Regions from separate parts of the Homo sapiens genome. Here regions 2 and 3 are each linked to region 1. A link is a loop called in an ENCODE intact Hi-C map of the cell type or tissue named here. Cell type or tissue: heart left ventricle. All regions are shown on one strand. Each heading gives the region's core, and the rest is flanking DNA. Links, peaks and the distances in the headings are about the cores only. Region 1 overlaps CABIN1 (calcineurin binding protein 1). Region 2 overlaps CABIN1 (calcineurin binding protein 1). Region 3 holds the start of GGT5 (gamma-glutamyltransferase 5).

Region 1 (10,043 bases), core at 1,205-9,204:
TAACAACTGGCTCTCAGGGAAAAAGAAAGCCCTGATTAATAGCACTTACTGATTTCTGGAGTGTAAATATTCCCACCATGGCAATTTTCAAGTTACCAACGTGCTGTTGTCAAATGTGGAGTTAGGAAGAGATGCACAGTAGCCACCACTATGTAGTTTTTCTACCATATAAATATAACAGAAACAAATGAAGTGGGAAAGAATTCAGGAAACATTTTTAACCTGTTAGTAAAAGCCAGGTGTGATCTGGAAGAACTCTAGATCTCTGGGAGCCACAGATGTAAAAGGAGTTTGTACTCACTCACTGGCTGCCTTCTTCGGACCTTCACAGGTGCTCATGAGAAAGAAAAGGGGCGGGGCAAAGAGGGAAGTTGAGGAAACCTTCCTGGGAGTAGTGCAGATCTGGAGGGGAGGAGTAGTTGATGCTATGGAAAAGGTACAAAGCCTACCTGGAGGAACAGAAGCCTTCAGGCATGGAGGTGGGGGAGGAAACCTTGTTGCTTTCAGGGTACAGGTGAAGACCCACTGCAGCTGGGGAAGGGAAAAGGAAAAACCTTCTATTCTAAGGGAGGGGCAGGAAATCATCTAGGGTCCAAACATTAGAGGTCTCCTACCACTGAAGGACGGGCAGAATCACTGAGAAAGCACCACCCCTGAGATGCAGGAACACAGAGCCCACCTAAGTCTGAGGCTGGGACCAAGACAACAGAGAACTACCCCATGTCCCCAACCCTAGGCTGGCATGCACTGAGTAACAAGCAAGGGAGTCTACTGCAGGGAGAAGGCAAGAACATGGAGGAGTACCCTCCCTGAGGTACTCCCAAAGGCCTAAGGCTGAAGGTGGAACTGGAATGTTGAGAAAAACCTTGTGGCAAACCAGCTCCCCTACTAAGCACAAGGTAACATGAAAGGAATTTGAGCTTGGGAGGTTAAGGCTGCAGTGAGCTATGATTGCACCACTGGGGCACTAAAGGTAACCATAGCAACAACAAAACCCAAGCCAGCTCAATTTCTGACTAGCCTAACTCAACTTTCCCTACTAAAAGCCTAGAAACAAAAGAGGGAAGCCTATTCCAGGCATAAATATTACTTATTTCAGTTTCTTCTGTCCTACACGTGATATCTGGTATTCAATGTAAAAATTGTAAGACACACAAAGAAAGAAAGAAAAAAGTACATCGTCAAGAGACAAATCAATCAGCAGAACCAGACTCACAGATAACCCAGATATTGGTACTACATGTCAGGGAATTTAAAATAACTAAGATTAATATGATTCATAAATATGATTAGTATGTCAAAGGCTGTAGTGGAAAAGCTGAACAATATGCATGAAGAGACAGGAAATTTCAGCAGTGAGATAAAAAAAAGCAAGAGTCAAATGCAAAGGCTAGAAATAAAAAACACAGTAACAGAGATGACGAATGCCTTTCCCAGACATTGCAGCCAACCTGACACAGCTGAGGAGCAAAAGGAAATCAAAACTTGAAAACAGGTCACTAGACATACCGACAATCTCCAACTTACAATGGTTCAACTTAAAATTTTTTTGACTTTACAATGATGCAAAAGTGATATGCATTCAGTAGAAACTACACTTCAAATTTTGAATTTTGATCTTTTCCTGAGCTAGTGATATGCAGTACAATATTCTTGCATGAGATATTCAACACTTTATCATAAAATAGGCTTTGTGTTAAATCAGCAGTCCCCAACCTTTTTGGCACCAGGGGCCAGTTTCATGGAAGACAATTTTCCACAGACTGTGGGGGCTGGAGGGGATAGTTTCAGGATGAAACTATTCTCTGGCATTAGATTCTCACGAGGAGCGCACAACCTAGATCCCTCACATGTGCAGTTCACAATAGGGTTCACGCTCCTATAAGAATCTAAGGATGCCTGCCACTGATTGGACAGGAGCCAGGGCTCAGGTGGTAGTGCTCGCCTGCCTGCTGCTCACCTCCTGCTGTGCAGCCCAGTTCCTAACAGGCCACGGACTGGTACCAGTCTGTGACCTGGGGGTTGGGGACCCCCGTGTTAGATGATTTTGCCCAACTGTAGGCTAACGCAAGTGTTCTGAGCATGTTTAGATGAGGCTGGGCTAAACTATGATGTTGGTAGGTCAGGTATATTAAATGCATTTCTGACTTAATTTCAACCTACTTTTGTTTTATCAGGAAATAACCCCATTGTAAGTTGAGGAGCATCTGTAATCCAAACCCAGAGAAAAAGAGTGGACAGGAGGAATCAGAACAGAGCATCCAAATGATCCAACATGCTAATCGGAGTCACAAAAGGAGATGAGGGTGAAACAGGACAGTAGAAATATTTAAAGACATAATAACTAAGAATTTCCCAAAAATAATAAAAGACATCAAATCACCAAGATTCTCAGAAAACACCAAGCAAGGGAAAGATCCCTCCACACACATTTAAAAAAAAAAAATCACACCTAGGTGGGCCATTTTGAAACTGCTGAAACCCAAAGATACAAAATGTTGAAGGCAGTCAGAGAAAGATACATCAGATACAGAGGGACAAAGTTAAGAATTACAGCAGACTTCTCATTAGAAATTACACATATCTGACAATATCTTTAAAGTGCTGAAAGAATAAAATAATCAACTCAAGATTCTATACTCAGTGAAAATATCTAAAAATTGCAGGAAAAAAAAAGGTTTGTTTTTTTCCAGGCAAACAAAAACTGAGAGAATTCATTACCAGCAGATCTGAGTTACAAGAAATGTTAAAGGTAATTTTTCAGGTAGAATGAATATGAAGCCAGATAAAACTTGGATCTACATAAAGAAATGGAGTTTCCCAGAAATGGTTAAAGTTATGGTAAATATAAAAGATCTTTTTATGTTCGATTTTTCTAAAACATTATTGTTTACTTTCTAAAGCAAAAATAGTAGCAATGTATTGTGGGCTTAGAGCATATGTAAAAGTGAAATGAATGAAAACGAGTGCAAAAGATGAGCAGCTCTTCCACTGCCTACGAAGTAGTACAGTATCACCTGAAGGCAGACTGCAATGAATTAAAGGTGTATTTTGTTAACCCTAAGGCAACAACTACATTTTTTTAAAAAAATGATACTATAATAAACCAATAGTAGAGATAAAATAGAACTTAAAAAAAATTTTTTTTGAGACAGGGTCTTGTGTTGCCCAGGCTGGAGTGCAATTGCACGATCTTGGCTCACTGCAACCTCTACCTCCCAGGTTCAAGCAATCCTCCTGCCTCAGCCTCCTGAGTAGCTGGGACTACAGGCGTGCCCCACCACACCCAGCTAATCTTTTTTATTTTTAGTAAAGATGGGATTTCACCATGTTAGACAGGCTGGTCTCAAACTCCTGACCTCAGGTGATCCACCCACCTCAGCCTCCCGAAGTGCTGGGATTACAGGCGTGAGCCACCACGCCCGGCTGAGAACTATTAAAAAATAAAACTTTGTCTTGAACTTTACATACCTCAAGGTGAAGCTCAATAAACTAGCAACCAAGAGAGCTAAGTTCAAGTTCCTCTTGTGCCATTTACTAGCTGAGACCATGAGCAAGTTAAGTCCCTTTCGCACCTAAAAACTGCAACCACATATCATCTCACAGAGGTCCATGCCACACTGGCCTCTTGGGGAACACAAGGAGAAAGGCAGACACAGTCCCCTAGGGTCCACCAACCCTTTGCTCAGCTACCTTAAAAGCCTGGTATTGGTCCATGTTTTAGTGCTAATCAGCTGGGTCCTACTGGTAGGGTAGGCATGAGCTGCCTGGTAAGCAAACTTGAAACAACATATAAACTTGTTTTGGCTGGGTGGCTCATGCCTGTAGTCCTAGCACTTTGGGAGGCCAAGGAGGGAGGATTGCTTGAGCCCAGCAGTTCAAGACCAGCCTGGGCAACATACGGAGATGCCCGTCTGTACAAAAAATTAAAAAAAAAAAAAAATTAGGCAGGCGTGGCAGTTACTTGGGAGGCTGAGGTGGGAGGATCACTTGAGCCCAGGAGGTTGAGGCTGCACTGAGCAGTGATAGTGCCACTGCACTCCACTCTAGCCTGGAAAAACAGAGCGAGACCCTGTCTAAAAAAAAAAAAAAAAGCAAAATATAAAGTTGTTTCAAAAAAGTTGAAAGCCTGGACTCTGGAAGATCCAGGCTGATAGAACTGAAATTCTGCTCTGTCACCTACTATCTCTGAGAGCCTCTGTAAATGCCATAATTATTTATACTTCAGTTTCCATGCATGTAAAACTGTGATAACATAAGCACCCACTTCACAGAACTGTTATGATTAACTAGGTTAATACACATAAAGTGTTTGAATCAGTGCCTAACAAACAGTAAAGGTTCACAAAATGTCAGTTTATCAATACTATTATTTCAGAGAACCTGAGCATGTTTTATCTCTTATGTCTCAAATGTGCCATTACAGCTTTAGGTCTGAATGAGCAGAGGGTTTTGCTGATGCCATATTGGAGCCAATACCTAAGCAGCACCATGTAGATGGGGGGGCAACATTGACACAACAGGCCTGTCAAAGTGGGATGGCCTGCACAGAGGATACTGAGGATCAGGTCTGTGCTCCAAAGGGTGCCCTGCTGCTCTGGCCTCTTTACCCATGTCTCATCATATACCAGGGTTTGGGGACAGTGACCTTGTAGGCATCCCTGCCATAGCCCTTCCTTCATAGCTGCCTTTGCCATGTCCACTGCCCAGGAACTGATGGATCATCAGTATCAGCTGGGCTGACAGAACAATGAGAAATGAGGACTTGGGACGTGTATAAGACCCCTGAGTGGAGGAGCACAGACCTGACCAGAACCTCTCTCTCACGCTTGTGAAAGGCTCTTCCCTGACTTACAAAGCCAGAATACAAGGCTCCATGAGCACTGAATGGCAGTTATGAGCAGGCCTGCAGCCCTCACAAAATGTCCCAAACTTGAGTCCCCAGCATGAGGGGATCAAGAAGAGGTGGGGCAGCCCATTTGCTGGCTGTGTGTAAAGGGAGGATTAGCAATGGGGACCCTCTAGAGGCCACGCAGGGTCATTGTAGGAGCTTAAGGGTTGGGCTCCCAGACCCACATTCCCATCCCAGATCTGCCACTTAGGGGTTGGGTGATCTTGGCCAAATGATTTTGCTGCTCTAGGCCCCCACTTCAGGTTTTTTAACACGATTGCCATTGTCTTCCTACCTCTGTCCCTGACACATACATGGGATCCCACAAAGGCGTGGCTAGTGCCCTGCACACAAGTGACAGCCCTGCAGCATTCACTCTGGCCCTGACAGTGAGAACACCGATGGCTTAGACAATGCTCGTGAGGCCTCAGAGTCTCTGAAAGACAGCAGGCCATGCCCCGCAGTTGAAGTCTCCCTGAAAGACAAGCTAGGGCTGGGTCTCCTCAGCCAGCCTGAGACTAGCTGAAGTCACTGCACAGCTCAGCAGCACATCCTGCGGCAAGCTCCAGGAAGCAAGCCTTGCTAGGATGATTTCACCGACTGGCAAGCTGCCCCACGAGCTCACCGGCTCACAGGCTCTTTTGGGCTCTGGGCCTAAAGGAATTGCCAATTTGGTGGAATCCCAGCTGTGATCATTATGAAAACTAAGGATTGGTTTAGGCAAGTAGATATTTACTCTCAAAGTGCTAACACCCTCTTGATGCTGCAATGTGAAGGAACCAGGATCCATCCAGCAGGCAGTGAAGGTGGCCAGACCTCACCAGGAACTGTGTGGGCAAGAAAGGACGGCATGCTGTGCAGGGGCTTCTGCTCCCTGAAGAACGACCACCAATTGAGTGGGGACTCTGCTGAGACTCTTAAAATAACATCCACAGCAGTGGAACAGGGCAAGCACAAGCCAAGGGACCTGGCAGGGACAAAAGGCTGCTGACTACACTTTGCCAGGCCCTTCCTGAGCCTCTCAGACACAGATGTGAGAATCTGGAACTGCCAACCATCTAAAAAACCAGAGAGCAGAGATTGGTACTGGCCCTGGGGGGCATTGTGGTGATTCTAGACAAACCCTTGTTTAAGGGGTAATCAAGGTACCTAAGTGGCCCTGAGGAAGGCTCTGCTAATGGGGCTCACCACAGTCTTGGGTGCCACCTGCAGGTCATGATGCTGGGGTGGGCTGCTGTGGCAGAGCTGGAGAGGCAGGGGCTATGTACACAGAGATGAGATGCCCAACTGGCCTGTGAAGCAAGCAGGTGGGGGAGGTGCTTGCCAAGGTTCCCGCCCACTACCAAGGGGGCAGCACCACAGGAAGGAGTCCAGGGATGTGTTATCTCTTCAAATGAGAGCCACCAAAAGGGACTCAAGGCCCAAGGCCCATTTTCTGCTCCTTTCAGATCTTGTGTGTCTGAAAGGGTTGGCACAGCCTATTTAAAATGACCCTGATTTCAAATACTAAAAGTCAACCCAAGGTTTCATACCAAGTTTCAAGCCAGTCAGACTGAAAGAACACCAAGTTTCAATTCTTTCACGTCAATAGGGCAAAAGGGATGAATGAAAAAGCTCTTAAAGAATGGCTCTATCTACCTGGGCAGACAGTGCCCCAGCCTCCATTCCTCCTCTTCTGGGGAAGCAAACTTTCTCTGGTACAGCTGACTGAAGACCTCAGAGAGGCCACAGACAGACAGAAAGACAGACAGACAGACATGAACAGTGGGGTAAGTTTGCCAGGAACATCGCAGAGCATGTGAAAAGGACCCTCATCCTGCCACCAGCTGGGCTGCTGTGGATGGGACAGCCCAGGGGCTGGGTGAGTCAAGGTAGGGAGGACAATGTGCCACAGTGCTGGGAAAAAGCTCTTGGAGAACAGGACCCCTGCAGTTGGATAAGCTGGCAGGGCAGGCAGCAGGGAGGGTTGTTTGGACTGTGGTGTGTAACCCAGAGCCACCCCCATTCCTGAAGCAGGAAGCCCCTGCTCTGGGAGGCCCCTGAAGAGGGGCAGGAGGAAAAGGAAGGATGCCGCTGACTACTGTCATCTCTCTACTCCCAGCAGGCCCCTCTGCAAGGTCATCTCTCAGGTTACCAGACCTGCAGCCAAGGAAGGGCCAGTGTGCACAGGGAAGGCTTCTGGGAGAAGAGGTCACAGGTCAAAGGCTTCTTCTCTGGGGTAGGACCCCCATCCATCAGCCATGTACCTTTGGGCAAGGACCACTCCCTGAGCCATACTCCACCCGCTTCCCAGACAGCTGAACGCAGCCTAGCACCATAATGCACCACTCTCATGCTGCCCAAGTGAACTGGGGAGTCTTTGAGTATGTGTGGAGAGGGAATTCTGGCCTCAGGAACAGCCTACAGGCCTGGCTCCAGTCCTACCTCCTCCACAGGATCTTTGGGATCCTGTGGCCCTAGGTTCAAATGGGCTGACATGCAACTTTGTGTGCTAATGGCCTGTGCTGAGCCCTCAGAGGACCGGCTGGGTCTGCCTGTGCTCTATAGACAAAAGCTGCCAAGCCTGGTGGCAGAGGCATTTTGTTCTCCTGCCTCGCCTAATAGAGCAAGGCCAGATGGAAGAAGTCAGAGTCAAGCTGTTTTTCTGTGGAGGGGCTTTTGGGTGAGGAGGGGGTTCTGGGCCCCCTGGTTCTGAGGCAGAGCAAGAGACAGATGGAAAGCCTCTTTGATGTAGGAGAGCCAGACTTAGCCTAAACTTCCTATGGGGCTGGGTGGAGAGAGCCTTCCAGGGAAACAGGCACCCTGGATGGAACCTCCAGGGACTGTCCACAGTCCAGGTATCTAGCCTTGAGACTCAGGAGCTGAGAGCTGATTTCTTTAGGGAGCTACTTGGAGGCCAACAGGAAAGAAGAATGGCACTAGCAAGCAGGCTATAGGTTGGCCTTGCTCTTTTTTTCAGAATGTTCTTTTAAAAATCTGCCCACACAAAACCTGCTCATACTAATTAATATTTGTGGCAAGATTATAAATATTTTATTGTTACTGTTAATTACTGGAATGTTTCGTGTCTATGCATCTGGGCCACGCCAGCCTTCCCTCTGAATCCTTAGGGGGATGTGCGTCTGCCAGCCAAGTGCTTATTAAACTGCCTCCCTCTAAGCTCCAGAACCTTCTACTTCCAGGGTGGGATTTGCAGGATCAACTGTAAAGGAATGACAGCTGGCAACGCAGAGGGAAAGAGACCTGGCTCAGTGACAGAAAGGCTGCCTGTCCCCACTCAGTGTGAGAAAAGACTCTGTGTTCTGAGTCCTCCTTGTTCAGGTCTGACTCAGCTCAGATCCCTTGGACAATCCCAGGATTCTCAGGCCAGCCTAAAAGAGCTCTTTAGTTACAAGATGCAACTTTCCAGTGTCTCTTTAAGTGTGTTTCCTCCATTTGCTCCAGCAGTAAGACCAGAAACAGCTCACGGCCATTTGTTCCATCAGCCTGGGGCAGTGAAAGCCTGAGGAAGAAGATGTATGCTTGTGCTACTGCAACAGCTCTGACTAGTGCCCCAGAAAAGACCACAAATGTCCTGCCGACCAGGAAACAACAGGTTTCTAAGAACCGTAAACTTGGGTGGAATTAGTATTTTGAGAAATTTTCTGACTAGATAAAAGCTGCCTCAGTCAATCCTGGCCAACCACAGGAAAAGAACACGTCCACCAGAAGCAAGGCTGGCCCGGGAAATCGGGGTGCCCATTGTCAGGCTGAGAAGACTGGATGGATGCCAAAGAAAAGTGGTACCAGAAACCTGGGGGCCCCTGAGAGAGAGGAAGATACACAGCAGGCAGCAGGTGGGCATGACGGCATTGTGTGAGGGCCAGGCTGCACCACTTGTCCATTCTTTGCCAGTGCTCACAGGTGAGGGCCAACTGAGCACTGCCAGGCACCTCGAAGCCTGGCAGACATATCAGAAGCCTGATATGTGTAGACACCATGGTGCTGCCCTGAAGGGGCCTGATGCTCGGAGGCCTCATCATGCATCTCTCATCCTGCCCTCTGAGCCAGGAAAGGCACTGACCAGGGAGGCCTCGGGAGGCTTTAAACATTTTCCTGACCAAAGGCAGGTGAACAGCCCCTCTTGATACAAATGCCAGAAGAAGCGAAGCAGTTCTGTAAGGTGTGAGGCTGGCATCCCCCAGCCATCTAGTGAGCTTCCCAGGAAGGCTCTTCAAAGGATGATGGGGGGAAAATTGTGCCTTCCTTAGAGCCCAGAGAGAGAGAGATCCTGTGACCACATCACTCTCCCTACTGCCCACAGGAAAGAGCCCAACCCTCAGAGCCCAGCTGCTTTCCCAAGCTCTCTCCCCTCAAAGTCTCTTTTTCATCCACCCCAGTCACCTCAGTATCCAAAAGCTGTAGGACTCTCCAAGCTCCATGTCTAAATGGGCCTGCAGGCCTCTCTAGAGACTCACCTTCTCCAGGAATTCTTCCCAACCCACCAAACCCCAGAACTTGCTCCCGTCTGCCAGCTCATGGCACTCCTCCTTGGCACCAACTACTGTCCCATGATACCATGGGACATCAGATCCAACCTGGGAGCAGGAATCAAGGCACCATCATCTTGACTTTCCCCATGGCACCCTTTTCCATGCCTGGCACACAACAGATGTTCAATAAATGCCGTGACCAGCTAACTCCTAAAGGTTTTCAAAAAGCTAAGAATGAAAGAAGAGAACAAAAGAGGTGAGTGGCTCTTCGCTGACAGCCTCCCCTGTCCCCTGCCCGTCAGGAACAAGCAGAACAAACTGAGCTCCACTTACAGTCTCTCCCACTTTGAGAAGGTCTGTTTAGGAATGGCACTCCAACCAGAAACTGACCTCCCCTTAGCCCTAGGAGGGGAGGTCACTGAGCAGAGGCCAGGGTGGGCCTGCCCTTTAGGACTGACTGGCATTCACAGCTCCCCGTCCTACATAGCCTGGCCCTGGTGGGCTGAAGACACAGGACCCACCTCAGAGCATCAAGGCTACTGTGCACAATTTGCATTTTTACACCTTTGTCCTTGTAAAGATAATTTGGTATGTTAGAGTCTGTTGCCTTTGTTGTTTATTTTAAAGCAAGAAAGAGCAAAGCAATGGAAATATAGGACTGGGCCACCTGCTGGAGGTGC
Region 2 (10,043 bases), core at 1,038-9,037, 49 kb before region 1:
CTAAGACCCACCACCAGCCATGGGAATTCAGCCAGCAGATGGGCCCCAGGATCCCAGTCAGGCTTCCCCTCCTAATGAGAGCCTTTAGGAATAACCCCTCTTCTCTGTGGCCTGGGGCGGTGTGCAGATGGACATACCTCCCGAACGGTGAGGGGACTTCCTATGGCCATGAGGCTGGCCTCCAGAGAAAGCTGGTCTGAAGAGTGAAGCCACCAGGCAGAGTCACGAGCCAGCAGGGTGGTAGCAAGCCAACTGGCTTTCTGCCTACACCAGGTGGAGCTGGGCTTCTGTGTTTGCAGCAAGAGACCCATGAGAAGGATGATACTGGCAGCCCCAGGATGACCTGGACACAGCGGTTCCCCACAGAGGGGCAGTAGCCACAGCAGCCCTCTCCCTCCACTGTCCCTCTAACACCGGGCCTGTGGAGGGCTATGAAGCTCCTAGAGAACCAAGGTGCTGAGGAGGGTCTCCTGGAGTGGGACAGGTACAAGGGACAGCCCCTGCTTCACCTGGTTTTCCTCACCACGGCCCACACAGGAGGAAGGGGCATGGCCAGGTTCCAACTGCCACAGCAGAAGCCCCACTGCATTCAGCCCAGGGACTCACGTTCGGGCCTCAGGGAGGGTGTGGAGAATGTGCCAGGGGTGAGCTTGGATAAAGCTAAGTCAGGGCCAGAAAAGAAGGGCATAGGCAGCAGTGACCAAGAGGCCTGGCTGAGGGCAGGTGGAGGGAGCCAGCACCAGGCCAACACCCCCACGGCATCTGAGGGAAAGGCAGAGGCAGGATCATAGATGGGCAGGGGCCATAAGTAGCAGCTGAGAGAAGCAGGGTCGCCGCGAGGAGGGTCTCCTCTGGCCCTCTCCTAGTTCTCCCTCAGCCCTGGGTCCCGCTGCTCTGGCCGTACCCCTTGCCTCGCCTCTCCCAGTTCCACAGGCACACTTGCTGTCTTCAGATTTGCCCCACTTGATTCCTGGGCCCTGGTGTCACCAGGGCTGGGTTCCCTGATGGCCACAGTGGCTGGGATAATGCTTGCTTATAGAGTTGAGGGCAGCTGGGGGTGCACACCAATAGCCTCAGAGGACTTAAAGACACTGAGATTGTGCTTGAGGCTTCCCCTCCATGCCAAGCATCTCTTTCCAGGCATCTCAGTCAATCCCCCAACCCTTCAGAACGGCTCTAGGCTCCTCACTGGCAGATGAGGTCACAGAGAGAGATTTTAACAATCTGAATAATTTATGAAGCCCCAGACTCTAAGCTGAGTGCCTGATACAAGTTACCAAACCCTGCCTACAGCCTTAAGACTTTGGTGGTCTTCCCTCTGCTCTTGAGGAAACAGAGCCTCAAACACTGAGTCCCATGGTAGAGTGAGCCTAGGGGTCCACAGAGGGAGGGCATGACTGCTATGATTTGGGAACCCACGAAGACTTTCCTGGGGGAACTGAGAGCTGGTTAAGTGGAGGTGGTAGGATGCTGCCGGGCCAGCCTGTGCTCTTGCCCTGTCCATTTATGAGGGGGCTGGGAAGCAGGGTGAAGTGCCTGGGGGCAGGAGGGCTGTGCAGTCTTGGCAGGTGGCACCACTTCGAGGTGACAAGTGTCCCTGAAGTTATAGAACACTGCTATTCCCGGCCAACAGGCCAAGGCCATGCCCAGGCCCATGGCTCATGGCTCATGCTGTCTCCAGCACACTGTGGTCTCAGGGGAGCTTACTCCTGGAGGGGCAGGGGCTCTCTTTTCTGCCAGACACAGCCTTTCACTCAGCCAGGGCCAACCCGGGGCTCGACAGCCTGATGCCACAAATTCAAACACTGTTCTGATTCTCATTGTAAACCCCACTGCTGGCTGCTGGGTCACTGCTTGGGCCATTTTTAGTGGCACAGCCCAAGGCTGTTCTGAGGCTCCCTGAGCTGAGGGTTCCCAGCTCTATCTGTCACCTTGGCGGACCCCACCTTTCAGTCATGACTCCTTCTAGAGCTTCCTCCACTTCTAGGGCACAGGCAAAGGCTCTTCAGGAAATCAAGTGCCCCTGGAAATTCCAAGGCAAGAAAGAAGGGTAAGCAAGAGGAGCAGGCCAGTCAGAACAGTACTCAGACCCAAGGCACGAGCTTGTCACAGAGTGGACGAGGGTCAGGTGTGGGCTGAGTAGGGACATAGAGATTCATCCTATGTCTACACTGGGAGGGACAACCTGAGTATGTAATCAACTCACCCCTCATTTTCCAGAGAGGGAAACTGAGTTCAGGTGACCTGCCAAGGCTGCCTAGTGATGCAAAGTGGGACAGGACCCAGGGGCCAGACTCGCCCACCTCAAGTCTCTTCCTACACCCCTGCTTAACACTCAGAGGAACAAGAAATTGGCAGCCTCCCTGTTTTACAGATGTAGAAATGGAAGCATGGAGAATGCAGTGATGCCAGTTCACCTCGGTTTTGAAAAGGTGCCTCTTAAGACTTGCAAAGGCCCATTGCAGGGGCAGGCTGCCACTGGAATGCCTGCCTGTGGACGGGGTGGCTGGCAGGTGGCCAGTGTCTTCCACCAGCACCATGGGTGCCTCAGGGTGTCATAATTAAGTCCCTTGGGCAATGTTGCAGGAAATGGCCTCTAAGCAAGCTCTCTGCTGGCCTTTTCCAGCTGTCCCCTGCTGCCACACCCACAGGATTCAGATGCAACCCCCTGCCCCATTCTGTCATTCCCAGGGCCATGCCCAGCTGGGATGCCACGTGAGGCTCAAGCAAGAGGGCAGAAGAGGGAGGAACCATACTTGGGAGTAGACAGAATGGCTGTGAAGGAGCTGCCTGGGCGCTGCACAGGGGTGCTGAGGAAGGAACAGGCCATGAGGTGCCAGGAGCCACCTGGGAGACCCAGGGCACCTGGCCTGACAAGGGAGCAAGCAGGCAGCTGGGCAGGTGGTCATCTACTTCACACAGCAGTCTCTTTCCTCTCCAGCTCACCCAGGTTGTCCAATCCAAACTAGCCTGAGTCTGCTAGGGGCCTTCTTGGGCTTGGCCCGGCCTGGTCAGGCACTGCCTGCAGGGTTGCCCCCAGCTTCTGACGTCAGCAGCCAGTTTCAAGGGCCTGAGTCTTGAACGGGAATAGCTGCCCTGCCACAGTCCCCTGGACTCTGGGCTCCCCAGGGTGGAGCAGATGGGTGGTGCAGGCAGGAGGGCTGCATCTCTCTGGCTCACACCTATACCTCAAGGCCTTTGAGCAGAGCCTGGCCTCCTGGGAGACTCAAGATCTGTGAGCCAAGATGAAATCTCAGAGAACTCCTGAAGCCCCTGGGGGGAAGAGAAGCCCACAGGCAGAGAGAGTCAGGACAGACAGGGGCCCCTGGGTCCTGCCTGCAGACTGCCCAGAAAAGTAGTATTCCAGGTAAAACCCACAAATCCTGGCCTCCACATCCCTTTGCCCTTGGTGTAGCCCTAAGGTGACTCTGATTCCCAAGAGGGCTGGAAAAGTGTCTTGTCCTCCCTCATGTTCCTAGCGCCACATCCAGGCTACCCCTGAGTAGGCATTGGAGAGTTTATGCCACAGATAAATCCCTTTCAAGGATGCTGGGGAAGCCCAACTTCCCAGTGATCCAGGGTGAGGGGACAGGAGAGAAGCTGGAACAAGAAGTAATGGGCTAGGAGAGCAAGGGATGTGGGGGGTTTTTGAAGAAAGCCAGAAAAAAACCAGGATGCAGCTGGTGCCAGAGAAGAAGCGTCGGCCAAGCAGATGAGGAAATGGGCAGCCGAGTCAGGGGTATAGCAGTGACTCCCTCAGAGTCTTCCCCATCACCCGCAGCGTCCTGAGCGGAAAGTGGGTAATTTTAATCCTGACTTTTAACTCAGCAAATACAGTACATGTATTTTCCCACATCACCAAAAACATCATTCAAAATGACCACAGAGCCCTTCACTGCACAGTGAAGTGGGCTACTGGTGAGCATCTGGCTCTGGGACTTAAGGATTCTGATGAAGAATGCTGGGCTGAACATACTTCTCCACAAAGCTTTTCTCCCTCTCTTCAAGATAGATCACCCAGAGGGGACCACGAGAGTGGGCACGCAGCAGCAGGCTGGTCTCCAGGAAGCAGGTCCTGGGTGCCTGAGCTGACACAGTGGGTGAGTGTTCTGTCTTCCTGGGCCCTCCTAGCCCCAAGCCAGCCCTGTATGCCCGTGGTAAGATGGGTGGGCAAGGCTTCCTGGAGGAGCTCAGCTCTGCCAGCTCTGTTCACAGAAAACACGACACTGTGAGCAACCAAGGGAGAGCCCGTTCCCCTGGTGGAGGGATTCCTCCAGCATCCCCCGTGGCACGGGTGTCGTGGTGACTCAGTGCTCGGAACAGGCGAGGGCGGGGAGCCTGTTGGCATCCCATTCCCAAGAGCAGTGGGCACAGGGTGTAGGAGCAGACTGCATTGAGCTGAGGGCCAGCTGCTGAGTGGGTGGCTGCAGCTAGAGAGCGATGGAGCCTCTCAGCAGAGAGGGCTGCTGGGAGAGGAGATTAGGGGCCTCCCCGCCCCCCCAGAAAAGCATAAAAACTTCCTCCTGGTTCCAGCCTATTCTTAAGCACCTCAAGCGGAGCCAGGAAGGGGATGGAATCTGGCCCTGAGGTCAGGAGCAGCTGTGGGGAAAATACCAAAATCCTCTACAGTCCTGGGGAGACCCCTGTTACCCACAAACCCACACAAGTCACCAAAGCGGCGAAACAGCTTGGAGGAAAAGGAGGGGATGGCGTGGGGCGTGTAGGGCAAACTTCATCTCCTGGGGCCAACCGTCTTCACAGGCTGCCTGCCCAGCTCCTTTAACACATGATTTCACTTACACCTTGCTGGGGGAGAGACTTGTTCCAGGGCAGCCAGCCTGCAGGGAGCCAAGACTACAGCTGAACTAAGCCTATCATGCTCTTTGCACTCTACCCGGCTTGTCCCTAAGGAAGATGAGCATCACAGACAGAGCCAGGCCGGCTGGGCAGCACCCCTCCGAGCCCTGGCCCAGATTGCCCCTTCTGGAGCCTCCCTACTCAGGAGTCCCGAAGCCTTTAGAGGCAGGACTGAGTTTCCAGACCAGCAGCTCCCTATCTTCCTGATGCCCTGAGGAGCTGAGGGTCTGGCCCCTCCCGCAGTCCTGTTCCTCCCCTAAGGTTGGGAGGAAAGGGGCCCCAGAAGCAGGCCAGGTTGAACACCCCTAGGGACAGGAAGTTCCTGCAGCTTCTACCACAAACCTATCAGGGCGGGCCTCTCTGGCCGCAGGGTTGTACACAGGCCACCAGGGGCGCCCTGGCCTCCGCCCACTCCTACACCCCACCCCCCACAACGCGGTCCTGTCTCTCCAGGCGGGGCTACTGAGGGCAAGGGATTCCCCGCGCCATCCACAGGTAATGATTCTCTCTGCAGACAAGGGCTGGGAAAGCCTGCAATTTGCCTGCAGCTGGCGCCCGCTCGTTTCCAGCCTCTCCTGCCAAATAAGACGTGGAGCGCTAAGGTCCCCAGAACTGCCGGGCTGTTCCTCCCTTCCCCCTCCCGGGAAAAGCAGAAACGACAAACAACCAAGTGCATGGGAGAGCCCCGCCGCCAACTCTGCTGTAGGCTCTATGTGCCCACCCCCCATCCCATGCAACCGTTACCCCTAACCTCACTCCTCCCACTCCGCTGCGGGGCAAGGTCCTAGCCCAGCGCACATAACGGGCCGGTGCTTGTAAAGGGCTGGAACCATCTTCCTGTCCCCGCACAGCACCTATTTATAGCTAGCGAAGCACCGCGCCCGGACGCGCTGCCCACCCGGCCGGGCGGCCAGCTCACCATCCCCAAGAGCGGCACGGCACAGCTCCTCGTCGGCGCCTTCCGCCGCAAAGTTGCTCTGGCGGGCGGCTTTCGCTTTCGCGCAGCGCACGCCCCCACGAGCCAGCTCCCAGCCCGGGGCTTGGTAGGGCTGGATGCGCTGGCGCGTGTGCGGGCTTCACCAGCGCCTGCCGCCCCCGCGCGCCGCCGCCCAAGCCGGCTTGGCCGCCCACCTGACGCTGAACCGGGTGCCAGCCCGCCCTGGGCATGGGGGCGCAGCACCCCGCCGCCGGCCGATTTCCTCCGCGGGGGCGCCGGGGAAACCACAGCCCACGGGCTTCCTGCTGCGCCTGGTGCGCCGAGGCGGGGGGCGGCCGCCAGAGCCCACCAGGGGACGATTGAGCAAAAGCGCCAGCAAAGTGGAGACCCAGACGGGCAGCGGAGGCGAAGCGGTTGCGCAGCCCCAGCCCCGGCCCCAGTCCCGGCCCCAGTCCCGGCCCCCGCCCCCGCCAAGTTCCTACCCGCCGGCTCCGCCGTGGCATCTGTGCAGTGGAGCTAGGGCGAGCGCCGGGCCATGGCCGCGGAGGCTCGTTCGCTCTCTCGCTCGCGGCGGGCCGGGGCGGGGCAGGCGCGGCCGGACGGGGCGCCGGCACTCTACTGGAAGCGGGCCCAGGAGCGCAACTGACTTTTGCCGGCCAATCCTCTCCGGTTCCCTGGACTGGCCGCTGGTGGCGGGCTGTGGACCGCTGCCGGGCAAAGTGGGTGCAGCTCTCACTGCAGGAAGCTGTGGGGCCCCAGAGAGCATGGTGTAGGGGTGGCCAGGAGTGCGGCAGGCCGGGATGGCATTGGCCAACTGTGTGTGAGGGTTATATCCCCCCTCTGCAGGCGGTGCCTATGTGAATGGCGCCCCCTGGAGTTGTGCCAGTAGTGCCCTGTGGCAGGCAGAAGTGTAGGTGTGTGGGGGAAACGACTGGCCACAGCCGAGCTGTCCTTGCTGTTACAGTTGGGCAGGGGGGCTGCAGTGAAGACCGCTGGAGTAATGTCCTCAGGGCGGAGGGCAAAAAAGAGATGCCATGGTAAGTGGGTTTTACAGCTGGAAGGGGCCTCATCTTCCAGCTAGGCTGTGAGGCCCACAGAGAAAGCACTGGGTTTGAGGGGTAGGGTTGGGAGTAGTAGGCAGCTCTCAGGACACCCCTTCCCCCAGTTTCAGTATTCCAAGAACAGCAACAGTACCCCATCCCCAGGACATGAGCAGCTTTGCAGAGCTCAGGGAGGGTCGCTCTCCGGCCTGGAAGCGGGTACTGTACCCTGCTACAGATGAGAAACAGGCTCAGGAGGGGAGGGCCTCACTCACAGCGTCTGGCCAATGCCCCTGGTACTCACAGCTCCAGTGTGCACACAGCATCTTCCTGATTTCCCATGAAGGTAGGCTGCACTGGGACAGTCTACCAACTCCTGGCTGCTCCTCCCACTCCAGCTGAGGGGAGGCCAAGGAAAGGCAGGGATGGGCCAACCTGCACGGGCTAGGTGAGAGAGATGCTGCCCCAAGCCCTGGCTTACCCACCCCCAACCCTTTGCCCCCATGAGCTTCTCTCTTATCACATAGCGAGCTTCTCTCTTATCACATAGCGCCGTTCCTCCCTCCACAGACACCCAGGGGCCTCAGACCCATTTAGCCCCTATCCTGGTGACACCTGTCCTAGTGACATCTCCTCTCTGAGCTGGCTGGTTTCCACCTGGCCTACCCCTGGGCTGGTTCCTGGAGCCAGCGGTCCAAGGCTTACTCTGTGCCCCTTCCAGGTACCCCTAGTCCAAATCAGCCCCAGGTCCAACCTGCCCCTTCAGCCTGGGTAATGTCACACTCTCTGCCCTCCTTCCTTCCCTCCAGGAGGAACTCAAGAGGCAGTGCCTCAGGATCTCCTCGAGGGATACTGCTCCCTGCCAGGCACTGGACTTGCTGCTGGGGACACAGAAGAAGGAGGCTGGGTTACCTAGAGATCATTCACTTGCAGGGGAGTCACAATGAGCACAAGCTACCTCAAGGCTGTGTGAGGACAAGGGGCTCCTCACCATGGTCAGGGTCTTAAGCAAGGAGTTCTAAATCTGCATGTTGCTCAAGCCACAACAGCCCCTTGCCATCTACCTACATTCATATAGTCATTTGACAGACACACATAGGGACAGGTTCAGAAACACTGGACACTGGTGCAGTCACACAGCAATAAGGCCACTATGGCTGGGACCTGTCCCCAAGGCCCGACTAGCTCCAGAGCTAGTTGGGCCACTCTTCCCGGCTGTCCACAGGGCTGTAGCAGACACGAGGACCAAAGCGACACTCACACCTTGCACAGCTCATGACCTTACTTCATACCTTATCTACTTCCTGTAAGATCAAGTTGGACCAAAGGAAGCTGAGAACATCTGCTCATCACACCCAGGCCAGGAAGAAACTGTGTGTTGTCTGTGGTGAGTGTGTGGCTCTCTGGAAACTAGTCCCCTGCATCCCAGAGGCCTCCAGGTCCATCACGGGCAGCACCTAGCTCTCCCCAGCGCGCATGCCTTCCCACAGAAAGAGTAGAGTGGATAGGTGCTCTCTCAGACACATTGCCAAAGAAGGGATCTGCAGGCACCACTCCACCTACCAGCACAGATGAACACACTGAGGCTCAGAATGGGCTGGGCAGCTTGGGGTCCCAGTGCCTGGCTATCACAGCAGGAGGGAGTCCTGTGGTGGAAGAGGGGAGCTCAGGGCTTCTGTGCTAAGCCTCTGCTGAGTAAAGCCTCTGGGGAGACTTCCCTGGGAGAATGTTGCTCCCAGCTGGGCTCCGAGGCCTTGTGGGTTCCAGCTTCCTTGGTCCCCCTCCCAGCACCACACGATGTCCTGCACTCTGTGCCTGTATCTGTGCCAGCCCTCTCCAAAGCCCCATCAGATGGATACTGCCATGTCTGACAGGTAAAAACACTCAGGCCCTGAGCATGGAGGTTCCTCACTAAGCTGAGCCTTACCCTGTCACCCCCCAACCCCCCAGGAAGTGCTTGTGTACATACCAAGAGGTCCCTGGAGCGTCATGTGATAGTGCTATGACAATCAGAGGCTGGTGAGACTGCCTGCCCTGATCCTTGAGGATTCTCTGGGCTCAAAGAGCTGCGCTTACTGGCACTGTCAGCACCCTATGCAGGAAAACCCTGTGGGACCTAATTACCCACAAAGCACCTGGATGTCCAGGACACAAGCCTCTGACCACTGCCCCAGAGAGAGAACTGCTTACCCACCTCAGGGCCACTCCTGAAGGCCTATGAAGTTGCAGCTCTCTGCCAACCTAAGGAGCCCAGGAGACCAGGCCACCCCAGCCATGCTCACCCACAGGCCAGCAGGAGCCTGCTTAAGTGGTCACACCCTCCTTGGAAATATATGCTTGGCCTTTGGCTCACGTGGCTGGTCCAAGTAAGTACCTTCACACCCCCCACCCCAGTGGTGGTGGGCTTCTGGTCCTGCAAATCCAAGGCCCAGATCCCAGAGCTAGGCTGCTGCCAAAGGTGCTGTCGGCTGAGCTGCCCAGGGGACCTCATAGCCCCAGTGGCACCCTATAGCCATCCCTTCCAAGGCCTGAGTGGGTGCAGACCTGTAGATTTCTCCTGGCTCCTTTCTTTTTTTTTCTCTGCTCTGTCGCCCAAGCTGGAGTGCAGTGGTGCAATCTTGGCTCACTGCAACCTCTGTCTCGTGGGTTCAAGCAATTCTCCTGCCTCAGCCGCCCAAGTTGCTGGGATTACAGGCACACACCACCACGCCCAGCTAATTTTTATATTTTTAGTAGAGATGGGGTCTCACCATGTTAGCCAGGCTGGTCTCAAACTCCTAATCTCAAATGATCCACCTGCCTCAGCCTCCCAAAGTGCTGGGATTACAGGCGTGAGCCACCGTGCCTGGCCCTGGCTCCTTTCTTGCCGTGGCAAGAATGTTCCTCAGTGTTAACAGTCCCCGTTCTCAGCCTGGGAGCTTTGAAGCTTCCAGTTGGTTTGGAGGCACAAGGCCTTGCTGCTGCTTACCTGCCTCCCTGCTGTGGGACACTGGCTCTGTGTGACCTGTGTCTGGCAATTTTTCTACCTAGAGTGTGACAGCAGAGACTGCTGAGCCTTACAGTTCCGAGTCAGCCAGTTTCCTCTCCTTTCCCCAACGGTCGAGACAGAGTGAAGTGCGTTTCTCCTCCCTAGACCCACAGACCCCCAAAAACCATCCTGTCCAGATGCCCACAGCTCCACTTGATTCTTGCAGGCTAGAGCTTCTGCT
Region 3 (10,043 bases), core at 1,330-9,329, 140 kb before region 1:
TAGATGGCCTGGTCCTCAACCTGCAGTGCACTGTTGATGCGCTGGAATGCCTCCTCCTTCTCCCGGTCCAGGTCTTCAGCAGTGACCCGGTACCCCATCTCTAAGGGAGGTGGCAGCATCAAAGGCTCCCCTCGCCTGCGTGGCAGCAGGGGAAACTTGCATATACGGGGCCTAGAGGCCTGGGATCTGGGGGAGCCACCCCTGGAGGCGAGTGTCTGCCCTGGTGCTGTATCTGCCGTCTTTTCACACTGGGTGTGACCCGAAGAGACAGCCTGAGGTCCGTCCTCACTCACTGTGTTTGAGGAACTGAGGGTCAGCTGGCAGTGGGATGAGGCTGGCCCCTCTTCCGCTTTTGTTCCGGGAGGCCTCCCGTAGAGCTGTAGGGGCTCGAGATGGCATTTCATTTGGGGCACGAGCTGGTCCAGGAGGTCTGGGATCTCTGGTTCTGACCTCTGGGCACCTGCTGCAGCTGTGGCTGAGGCCCAGAAATGTGAAGGGCCTCCATCCACTCCAGTAGTGACCCCAACGTGGGGTTCAATGTGGAGCGGGGAGGGGCTGCTGCGGCAGCTGCAGGAGCAGAAGTGCCATGCCTTGTTCTTCTCATGCCCGCATCCATGCTTGCAGCTGGGAAGGGGGCAGGAATCAGCGAGGTGACCTGGGCTGAGTCCTGGGAATCAGAAGAGGTGGCAGGAAGGGGATCTGAGGAGGAGAACAGGGGGCCTGGTGGTCTGTGCTTCTTCCCAGACATGGGAGCTGTAGAGGGGACCCCTGCAGCAGATGCTAAGGGGTCCAGTAGGCCCAGGCAGTCTTGGGACTTGTGTGTCTCCTGCTGTGCATCCATACTGGGTGCTTTAGAAACGGCAGGCAGACCAGAAGCCCCTGTTGCAAGTGAGGACAAAGTGTGGGAAGGCCGTGAGGGTCTGCAGTCCGAGATGGCCTTGTCCTCAACCTGCAGTGCACTGTTGATGCGCTGGAAGGCCGCCTCCTTCTCCCGGTCCAGGTCTTCAACAGTGACCCGGTACCCCAGCTCTAAGGGAGGTGGCAGCATCAAAGGCTCCCCTCGCCTGCGTGGCAGCAGGGGAAACTTGTGTGTACTGGGCCTAGAGGCCTCGGATGTGGAGGAGTCATTCCTGAGGGTGAGTGTCTGCCCTGGTGCTATATCTGCTGCCTTTTCACACTGGGTGTGACCTGAAGAGACAGCCTGAGGCCTGTCCTCACTCACTGTCTTTGAGGAACTGAGGGTCAGCTGGCAGTGGGATGAGGCTGGCCCCCTCCTCCGCTTTAGCCCCGGCAAGCCTCCCGTGGAGCTGTAGGAGCTGGAGATGGCATTTCGGTTGGTGCAGGAGCTCGTCCAGGAGGTCTGGGATGTCGGGTTATATCTGATTTCTGACCTCTGGGCATGGAGGTCTGTCTGCAGAGGCCCGGGCCCGGGCACAAAGGGAGAGAGGCCTCCATTGTCCCGCAGGGGCCGAAATGCAGACGGTGCATCCCCGGTGACCTCGGGGACCCTTCTCTGATCACCAGGATTCTCTTGGACTCTAGGGTCCTTGTCCTGCTCAGGCATCCCTGCCCCGCTCTCCTTGAGGGCCCTCAACACTATCTTCCCTGGACACAAGTCTGGGGACAGCCGGGTGTTGTGGACCCCAAAGGGGTGACTCCCGGCTCCTGGGCCCCACAGAGAGTCCATGTTCTCAGTGCAGTGGCTGAGCTGGAGGACGCCCTGGAACTCGGAGCACACAGCACTGGCTTGCTGTGGTACCTGTGCAATCAAATTGAAGGCAGGATCCCAGGAAGGAACGCAGGGCTTGCAGGATCACGGAAAACCTTCTTAGAGTTGTCTTGACACCACTGATGTCAAGTGTCCGGGTGCTTGTAGGATGGCCTGCCACTCAGTCCACGGGCAGGAGCAACGGGGAGATCCCACAGGCAAAGTGAACTGGGGGATGGGCTGAACGGGCTCCAGGCAACTGAGCCCTACTGGCAGGTCCTCGGCCTGGGCCCGAACAGGAAGGAGGGGCACAGAGTGCCCAGGTAACCGCTCCTGGGAGCAGTGGGGAACCGTCGGTTGCTTGAACTCTCGAGAGCTGGGCTCTGAGCGTCCTCGTCCAGCCGCCAACTCCGCCAAAGGCTAAGCCAGCAGTTTCTTCTGTTGCCGGGCAACGCGCCTTTTAAACCTGAGGGAGTGGGCGCGTGAGCACATCACGGCGCCCGTGACAGAGCGAGCTTAACGGATTAATAAGCGCAGCCAGGTACCCGCGCGAGGCACTTGCTGGCAATGGCGGGAGGCGGACGTGGGGGGTCATGCAATAGGTACTGGAAGGAGAGAGGCGGGCACAAAGGTTGCGGGAGGAACAGGTGCCCACAATGGTGGCAGATCTGCCCGTGGATCACTGAAGATTCCTGCTCTCCTGCTGAGGTGGAGATTGCAGTGAGCTGAGATCGCACCATTGCACTCCAGCCTGGGCAACAAGTGCAAAACTCAGTCTCCAGATAAAAAAAAGAAAAAGAAAAAAAAGAGGCCGGGCGTGGTGGCTTATGCCTATAATCCTAGCACTTTGGGAGGTCGGGGCAGACGGATCACGAGATCAGGAGTTGGAGACCAGCCTGGCCAACATAGTGAAACCCCGTCTCTAGTAAAAATACAAATTTAGTCAGACATGGTGGCACGCGCCTGTAGTCCCAGCTGCTCCGGCGGCTGAGACAGGAGAATCACTTGAACCCGGGGGCGGGCGGGGAAGGGATTGTGATGCGCCGAGATCGCGCCACTGCACTCCAGCCTGGGCAACAGAGCCAGACTCTCTCTCTTTTTTTTTTTTTTTTTTTGAGATGGAGTCTCCCTCTATCGCCCAGGCTGGATTCCAGTGGCCTGATCTCAGCTCACCGCAAGCTCCGCCTACCGGGTTCACGCCATTCTCCTGCCTCAGCCTCTGGAGTAGTTGGGACTGCAGGCGCCCGCCACCACACCCGGCTAATGTTTTGTATTTTTAGTAGAGACGGGGTTTCACCGTGTTAGCCAGGATGATCTCCATCTCCTGACGTCGTGATCCCCCTCCCAAAGTGCTGGGATTACAGGCGTGAGCCACCGCGCCCGGTGTTGAAACTCCCTTGAGGCATTTTCTTCGGCCTTCGGGTCCATCCTCTGTCTCCTCCTTGACCTCCTCATCTCCTCCTCGCCACTGCCTTGGGGACCTTGGCCAGGCTCATGGCATCCAGCAGCCACTCAATGTCAATACCTCCATGTTCATCTCTCAGCCCGCCCTTGCCCGTGAACCCATGCTTATTTATTTATTTTTTTATACGTGCACCCATGCTCTTCAGGTCTGATGAAGTATCCAGAATCAAGCTCCTGACCATCCCCAAACCTGCCCTTTCTGCAGGGTTTACCTCGCTAGTCGGCACCATCCTTGATTCTTCTCTTTCTCCCACCCAGGCCATCATCTCTTGCCTGGTTGATACCCACAGCCTCCCCTTTGGGCTTTATCCTTATCCCCGTCATAGCTGCCAGAGGGACCCTGTGAAAACACTCCCCAGCCTGCTCATTCCTCTGCCCTAAGCCTGCATGGCACAGAGCAAAAGCCAGTTGTTATGGGACCTAGGAGGTCTTGTGGGATGGGCCCCAGCCTGCATCTTCATCCTCTTCTCCCCACCCCACTCCATTCACTCTTTGCCTATCGCTCACCAGCCTATACCACCTGCCTCAGGGCCTTTGCACTGACCATTTAGGCCACATTCCAGGCTCTTTTCACACGTTGCCTCCTCTGAGAAGCCCTCCCTGACCACTCTGCCCATACCTCATGCCTCTTGATTCCCCTTACCTGGCTTGTGGTTTCAGCACTTTCCCTGTGTGTGTTTGTTTTTCTTGGCATGAGGGCAGGACCTAAGTGTCTGTTCCCTGTTGATTCCCCAGTGCCAGGCATGCAGTGCAAACTCTAGAAATATTTTTTGCATGAAGGAATGAGTGATTGAATGCAGCAAGGGTCTGGAGGCTGAGGACCAGGCAGACAGACATTCAGAGTTGCTGGAACGCGACAGAGACAGGGAGTCAGACTGGTCTTGCAAGATCCTGGGCCTGCCCTTGGGTCCTGGGGAGCCACGGAAGGTTGTGGGTGCCAGAGGGTTGTGATCAGAGCCACAGTCAGGGGCCTTTTGAGACCTGTGCCCCCTCCCCACCCTCCCTCCCCACCTCCTCAGGCCAGCTCTGGGGTCTCGGCAGGTGGTCCGCAACATGACCTCTGAGTTCTTCGCTGCCCAGCTCCGGGCCCAGATCTCTGACGACACCACTCACCCGATCTCCTACTACAAGCCCGAGTTCTACACGCCAGTTGATGGGGGCACTGCTCACCTGTCTGTCGTCGCAGAAGACGGCAGTGCTGTGTCCACCACCAGCACCATCAACCTCTAGTAGGGGCTGCTGGGCCGCCTGGGTGGGAAAGGGCCAGGGGCGGGTGGCCCAGGGACTGCCCACTTATCCAGTAAGGTGGCTCCGTCACCTCTTTTCCTGGTGGGAAACTGAGGCCCAACCTTGGTAGCTTATCCTGGGCCTCTCAGTGAGTATGTTTGAGCCTCAGTGGGTGGATAGGGACCAGGCTGGGCCAGGCAAGGTCGGGCACTGTCTGACCTGGCTGGGCGGTAGCTTTGGCTCCAAGGTCCGCTCCCCGGTCAGCGGGATCCTGTTCAATGATGAAATGGACGACTTCAGCTCTCCCAACATCACCAACGAGTTTGGGGTGCCCCCTCACCTGCCAATTTCATCCAGCCAGGTATGGGGTGGAGGTCCGGGGGTGGGGGACTGGGGTGGAGAGGGGCGGGTGTCCTGGGCAGGCAGCTGACGGGCATCCCTGTCTTCTCCCATCGGCCATAGGGAAGCAGCCGCTCTCGTCCATGTGCCCGACGATCATGGTGGGCCAGGACGGCCAGGTCCGGATGGTTGTGGGAGCTGCTGGGGGCACACAGATCACCACAGCCACTGCACTGATATGTGTCACAGCTTTTCTCCCTGGCCGTGCCCACCCTGCACAGCCCCCAAGCCACGCTGATCACACTCCCATGCCCCAGGCCATCATCTACAACCTCTGGTTCGGCTATGACGTGAAGCGGGCCGTGGAGGAGCCCCGGCTGCACAACCAGCTTCTGCCCAACGTCACGACAGTGGAGAGAAACATTGACCAGGTGGGCCGGGGGTTGGAGAAACTGAGTCACGGTGTGGGGCCCCAGGGCATCCTGGGCTGGAGGCCTGGATCATCACAGAGTGGACAATGGTTGGTGTCCTCTCTCTAGTGCCTGGGCCATCTGGAGCCCCTGTGACATGAAGGCCAAACCCCCTGCTCCAGTGAGACCCAGCAGGCCCCAACCTGCTCTTCCTGATGACCTGGCCCGAAATGGCACCACCTGGGCTGAGGCCTGTGACCACACAGATGTGGTTCAGGTGGCATCTGGAGCCTTGCTCAGGCTTCCCCTCTCCTCCCACCCCCAGGCAGTGACTGCAGCCCTGGAGACCCGGCACCATCACACCCAGATCGCATCCACTTTCATCGCTGTGGTGCAAGCCATCGTCCACACGGCTGGTGGCTGGGCAGCTGCCTCGGACTCCAGGAAAGGCGGGGAGCCTGCTGGCTACTGAGTGCTCCAGGCGGACAAGGCTGACAAGCAATCTAGGGACAAGATACTCACTAGGACCAGGAAGGGGACTCTGGGGGACCGGCTTCCCCTGTGAGCAGCAGAGCAGCACAATAAATGAGGCACTGGAGAGGCGGGATTCGGAGATCTTCACGCTGCGGTCGCTGGAACTAGCCTCAGCATCTTCAGCATGGGGAAAGCCAGGCACGTGGCTGGGGGCCAGGGGAAGGTCCATGCCAAGCCCTGCCCCTTCCCACCCTGATCCCTCAGACTTGGGGCCAGGCCCTCCCTTCCCTGGGCTGGGCAGCAACACCACCTAGGACCAGCCACCAGAGGGTGCAGCGACCCCGGCCCTTTCTTAGGCAGAGAGTGGCCAGCTGATGCCGGGAACCCGGGTGCCTTCTCAGACCCGTAGGCGTCCAGCTCACCCTGCCGAGGACATGGGAGGTGAAGCTGAGGTCTGAGGAGTGGGGATTGGGCAAGAGGCTGGAGGAAAACATCTCAGTCAGAGCCAAGCCCCTGGGGGGTTTCCAAGTTTAAGCCCAGAGTGAAACCCAAGCTTGTGATCCTCTCCAGAGGGAGGCCTGGTTCTCAGGGAACAGCAAACTGGAAGAGGTCCCCAGATCCCAGGGATCAGGGCTTGGACCAGCCGGGGATGCAGCCCAGAGGGAGTGGGTTTGGAAGGGAACAACTAGACACAGCAGCCTTCACCATCAGCAGCCCCTCCAGGCCTCCCTCGGGGCCTGCTCCCTCCTCCAGGCACAGTTCCAACACCTGGGGCAGGATTCTGGGAAAGGCTGGTGGAGATAGGCTGGTGAGGGGTGGTGGTCACAGCCCAGCACCAGGGGCACTCTGGATATCACCAGGGGCACTCTGGCCAGGGCCCAGGTGAGGCCAGGTCGGGGCTATCCTTCAGGAGCCCCGAAAACCTGGTGATACCAAAGGGCCCACAAACAGGGTTTTGTGCCTGCAGAGTAGAGTACCACCGGTTCTGAGCCCTGGAGGGCTGTGTCTCTGGGGCTCCCAGTTGAGTGATGTACGAGTCACTCCTCAATCCTTATTTTATTTATTTAATTTAAAAAATTATTTAAACAAATAGAGATGGGGTCTCACTATGTTGACCAGGCTGGACTTAAACTCCTGACTTCAAGCAGTCCCCCCATCTCAGTCTCCCAAAGTGCTAGGATTACAGGGGTGAGCCACTGCACCCGGCCTCAATCCTTATTTCGGCCTGAGAGGAAAGGCCGTGGCCCCATTTGCAGGGGAGAAGACTGAAGCTGGAGGGGCAGGCCTTGCTCTGGGTTGCACAGCAGGAAGAGAAGTGGGAGCTGGCCACGAGGCTTCCTGGACCCGACACGCTGGTGGGGTACACCCTGGTTCTCCAGGTCCCGTGGGGCTCAGCCCAGGACTACCTCGGGGGGTGAGGGACTTAAATCCTCTCCTTCATTCTCATCGCCCCTTCCCCCATCATTTCCTGAGGAAGGACATTCAGGGACCTTCCTGGCTGTGCCTCGGGTCAGGACCAGAATGACACCCATTCCTTTCCCTGGGCCTTTGCTCAGGCGGTCCCTGCACCCTGGCCTCTGCCTGACCAGGATGGTGGGGAGAGGAGGGGGGACGTCCCCCACGCTGCTGTCTCCACTGTTCCTGCTGCCCAGGCCTCTGAGCTTCCAGGACTGCAGCGGGTGGGTGGGTGGGCTGGCCTAAGCCCAGGAATGCACTTCAGCTCCTGGTTGAGCAATGTCACTGAGGCTTGGGAGTCGGGTGGGGGCGGGAGGAGGCATCCACAGGCCCCCCACCGCGAGAGGCAGCCGTGGGAACAGCCTGCCTCTAAACAATCATTCCAGTCCAGGCTGACCAGGGGCTCTGGCTGGACATAGGGGCCTGGCAGGCTGTGTGGCCTGTAAGGACACAGTCTGTCTCTGTGCCTCAGTTTCTCTGCTGCCCAGATGGGGGGGCCCGGCTTCCAGGTGTAGACATCTGGAGCAGGCAGTGTTCAGCTGGGGAGGAAGCGGGGAGGACTGTGGGGGCCACGTGGGAAGAAGTCCAGCCCACATCACCTGCACCCCTGCTGAGCCTGGTCAACAGAGCCCCTCAGTGGGTCCTCACTCTCCTGGCTGCCTCCCATTTAGGCACCCTGAGGCCTGGGGAGAACAGAGCCAGGCCAGTGTCCCTAGAGAGGCTGCGCTGCCAGCACAGTAATAGCGGATTTGGATTCAGGGAAGCAGACCCGCAGCTAGGGTGGGAAAGAGCTACAGGCAGGGCGTGGCCTCCACACAGCCTCCCTCCCTGGAGGTCCATGCTGCATTTCCAGGACAGCAAGTCCTGGACAAATGGTCCCGGATGCCAAGGGCTAGAGGCATGGTCTGTCTGCATTCCCCACATGGGCGTCTTGTAGTCACCAGCATTTGATGCTGTCAAGTCCCCCTGTCCTCTGTGCAGACTGGGAAGCCCTTGGCCACCCTGGGGAGTTGTGGGACCCAGGCCAGGCTGCAGAAGCATAAGGACTTGAACCCAAGTTTTAAGTGACACCACCTTGTGTCCCCCTCCCTCTGCCTCTGTTCAGCTCCACCTTGATGCTGACTAGGCTGGGCCATGAGGAGAGGGTTAGGGGATAGAGATGGGAGCTGGGGAGCAGGGCTCCACTCTGGGAGGGGGGCAGCCTTGCCGGATCCAGGGGAGAGAGTTGAGCGGCCCCAGCTCTGCTTTCCCAGAGCTGCCGGGAACCCGGGGAATGGTGTGGAGGTTCCAGGGAGCCCTGCCCCTACCTGGCAACCGCAGTGCAGCAGGCACCAAGTTCTCCTGCACATTGCGACAGTGTGACCCTGGGCTCTGGCGGGCGGTAGGTGGGGCCTTTGGACCTACTAGCAGTGAGGGAGTTAACACAGCAGCTGACTCCTCTAGGCAAGGAAAACTCCCCTCAGACGCTTTGCTGCCTGGCCTCCTGCCAGCAACAAGCAGGAGCTGAAAACCAGAAGTTGAGGCGTGAGTTTGGCCACTCCGTAGTGTGCACTTGGTGAGGGCAGCAGCTCGCCACAGCTGCCAGCCATCTGTCCATTCACCCATCTGTCCATCTGGCAGCCCGCTGTTCAGACCTGTCTGTCTGTCCGCCCATCTGTAAGCCCATCTCTGTCCCATTGTCTATCTGACCATCTTTCTCTTACTGTCCTCTTTGTCTAGCTATCTGGCCTATCTGTCGATCCATCTTCGTGTCTGTCTTCAGCCCCCACCTGTTTGTCCATCTGTCCAATTACCTGTGACTCTGTGCATCTTCTTGTCCATTCATCTGCCCACCCATCCGTCCCTCCGTCTGCCCACCAGCCGCCCCTCTCCTCCTGGGCTGCAGAGCCATGGCCCGGGGCTACGGGGCCACGGTCAGCCTAGTCCTGCTGGGTCTGGGGCTGGCGCTGGCTGTCATTGTGCTGGCTGTGGTCCTCTCTCGACACCAGGCCCCATGTGGCCCCCAGGCCTTTGCCCACGCTGCTGTTGCCGCCGACTCCAAGGTCTGCTCGGATATTGGACGGTGAGTGAGACGTGGGAGGAAGCTGGGTGGCCCTTGGCAGCCAGCCCCTCCTGGAGAAGGCGTGTGTGTGTGTGTGTGTGTGAGTGAATGTATGTGTGGGTGTGTGTGTGAGTGTCTGGGTATGTGTGATTGCATGCATGTGTGGGTGTGTGTGAGTGTATGTGAGTGTGAGTGTGGGGAGTGTGGGTGTGTGTGAATGTGTGTGATTGTGTGTGGGTATGTGTATGTGTGGGTGGGTGTGTGTGTGTGTGTGTGTGCACGTGCACTGGCCCAGGAAGCAGGAGCCGTGTGTGTGTGGGCTTCAGCACCTGCAGGTCTTGGGCGCAAGGAGGCAGCCTCAGGGCCCTTGCACAGAACAGGTGGCAGGGTGTGCTCGTGGGGCAGATGGGGACTTGGGGACAATGGTGGTGTGTGAGTCCACGCCTGGCTCCAGGATTCAGGAGGCCCATTTGCATATCCCAGGTGGGAACCTGTCTGGCCCCGCCTGACCCTGCTGGCCGGTGCAGGCCCCTTCAGTGAGGCCAATTCTCCAAGGCTGCGGTCTTCTCCCAGGGTCATGGGTGAAGGGGTTTGGAGGCTCCCTGCGTGGGTACTGGCCTGCTGGGGTACACACAATGCTGCCATAGCCAGTCTGCCCCAACACCCAGCCTGGGGCCACATCTCGGGTCTCTCAGTCCTGAGGAGCCCGGTGCCCCACCCCTCACATCCTCTCTCCCTGAGTCAGGGCCTGGGTCTCGTGAGCTGAGTGACTGATACTTGGTGTCCTGGATGAGGGCGTGGTGGAGAGGGGCCACAGCGGGTGTTTCCTGACCCTCTTCCAGGAAGCCCAGCCCAAGGGAGGCCTCCGCTGCTGCTGCTGCAGAGGACACATACAGGATGCCCCTTCCTGCTCCCTGCCTCCCAC

Evidence for each region. Hi-C counts contacts between places; a loop is a spot of excess contacts. Peaks named below come from ENCODE experiments on the same cell type or tissue, not always from the same donor. Only the 100,000 strongest peaks of a DNase experiment are listed, where the experiment ranks them.
Region 2: it touches region 1 in a loop (2.7-fold over the local background); 39 of 110 quality-filtered maps call a loop at or near these places.
Region 3: a loop joins it to region 1, with 4 times the contacts of the local background. A loop is called at or near these places in 12 of 110 quality-filtered maps.

What each region holds. Positions count from the first base shown.
Region 1 is chr22:24,103,273-24,113,315 of GRCh38, reverse strand. The region is part of intron 26 of CABIN1 (calcineurin binding protein 1); the gene reads right to left. Among named protein-coding and RNA genes, the nearest start is that of SUSD2, 73 kb to the left of the region's middle. In heart left ventricle, for the core only: CTCF peaks have their summits at 5,450 and 6,122 (motif pointing left); a DNase peak (open chromatin) is centred at 5,475; H3K27ac peaks cover 1,635 bases.
Region 2 is chr22:24,152,310-24,162,352 of GRCh38, reverse strand. The region is part of intron 29 of CABIN1 (calcineurin binding protein 1); the gene reads right to left. Among named protein-coding and RNA genes, the nearest start is that of SUSD2, 24 kb to the left of the region's middle. RefSeq lists enhancers at 4,304-4,737, 5,666-5,735 and a silencer at 5,916-6,505. In heart left ventricle, for the core only: CTCF peaks have their summits at 5,237 and 6,514; DNase peaks (open chromatin) are centred at 5,242, 5,837, 6,042 and 6,432; H3K4me3 peaks cover 2,725 bases; H3K27ac peaks cover 4,192 bases.
Region 3 is chr22:24,243,649-24,253,691 of GRCh38, reverse strand. It overlaps GGT5 (gamma-glutamyltransferase 5), which reads left to right and starts at 8,610. Exons shown (of 12, transcript NM_004121.5): 1 at 8,610-9,139. The coding sequence starts at 8,967. It also overlaps the pseudogene GGTLC4P and the pseudogene POM121L9P. RefSeq lists enhancers at 1,611-2,111, 4,919-5,907, 7,050-7,605, 8,718-9,273, 9,274-9,829 and silencers at 6,007-6,076, 5,817-6,111. In heart left ventricle, for the core only: a CTCF peak has its summit at 5,929 (motif pointing right); DNase peaks (open chromatin) are centred at 5,931, 7,341, 7,891, 9,121 and 1 weaker place; H3K4me3 peaks cover 1,472 bases; H3K27ac peaks cover 3,728 bases.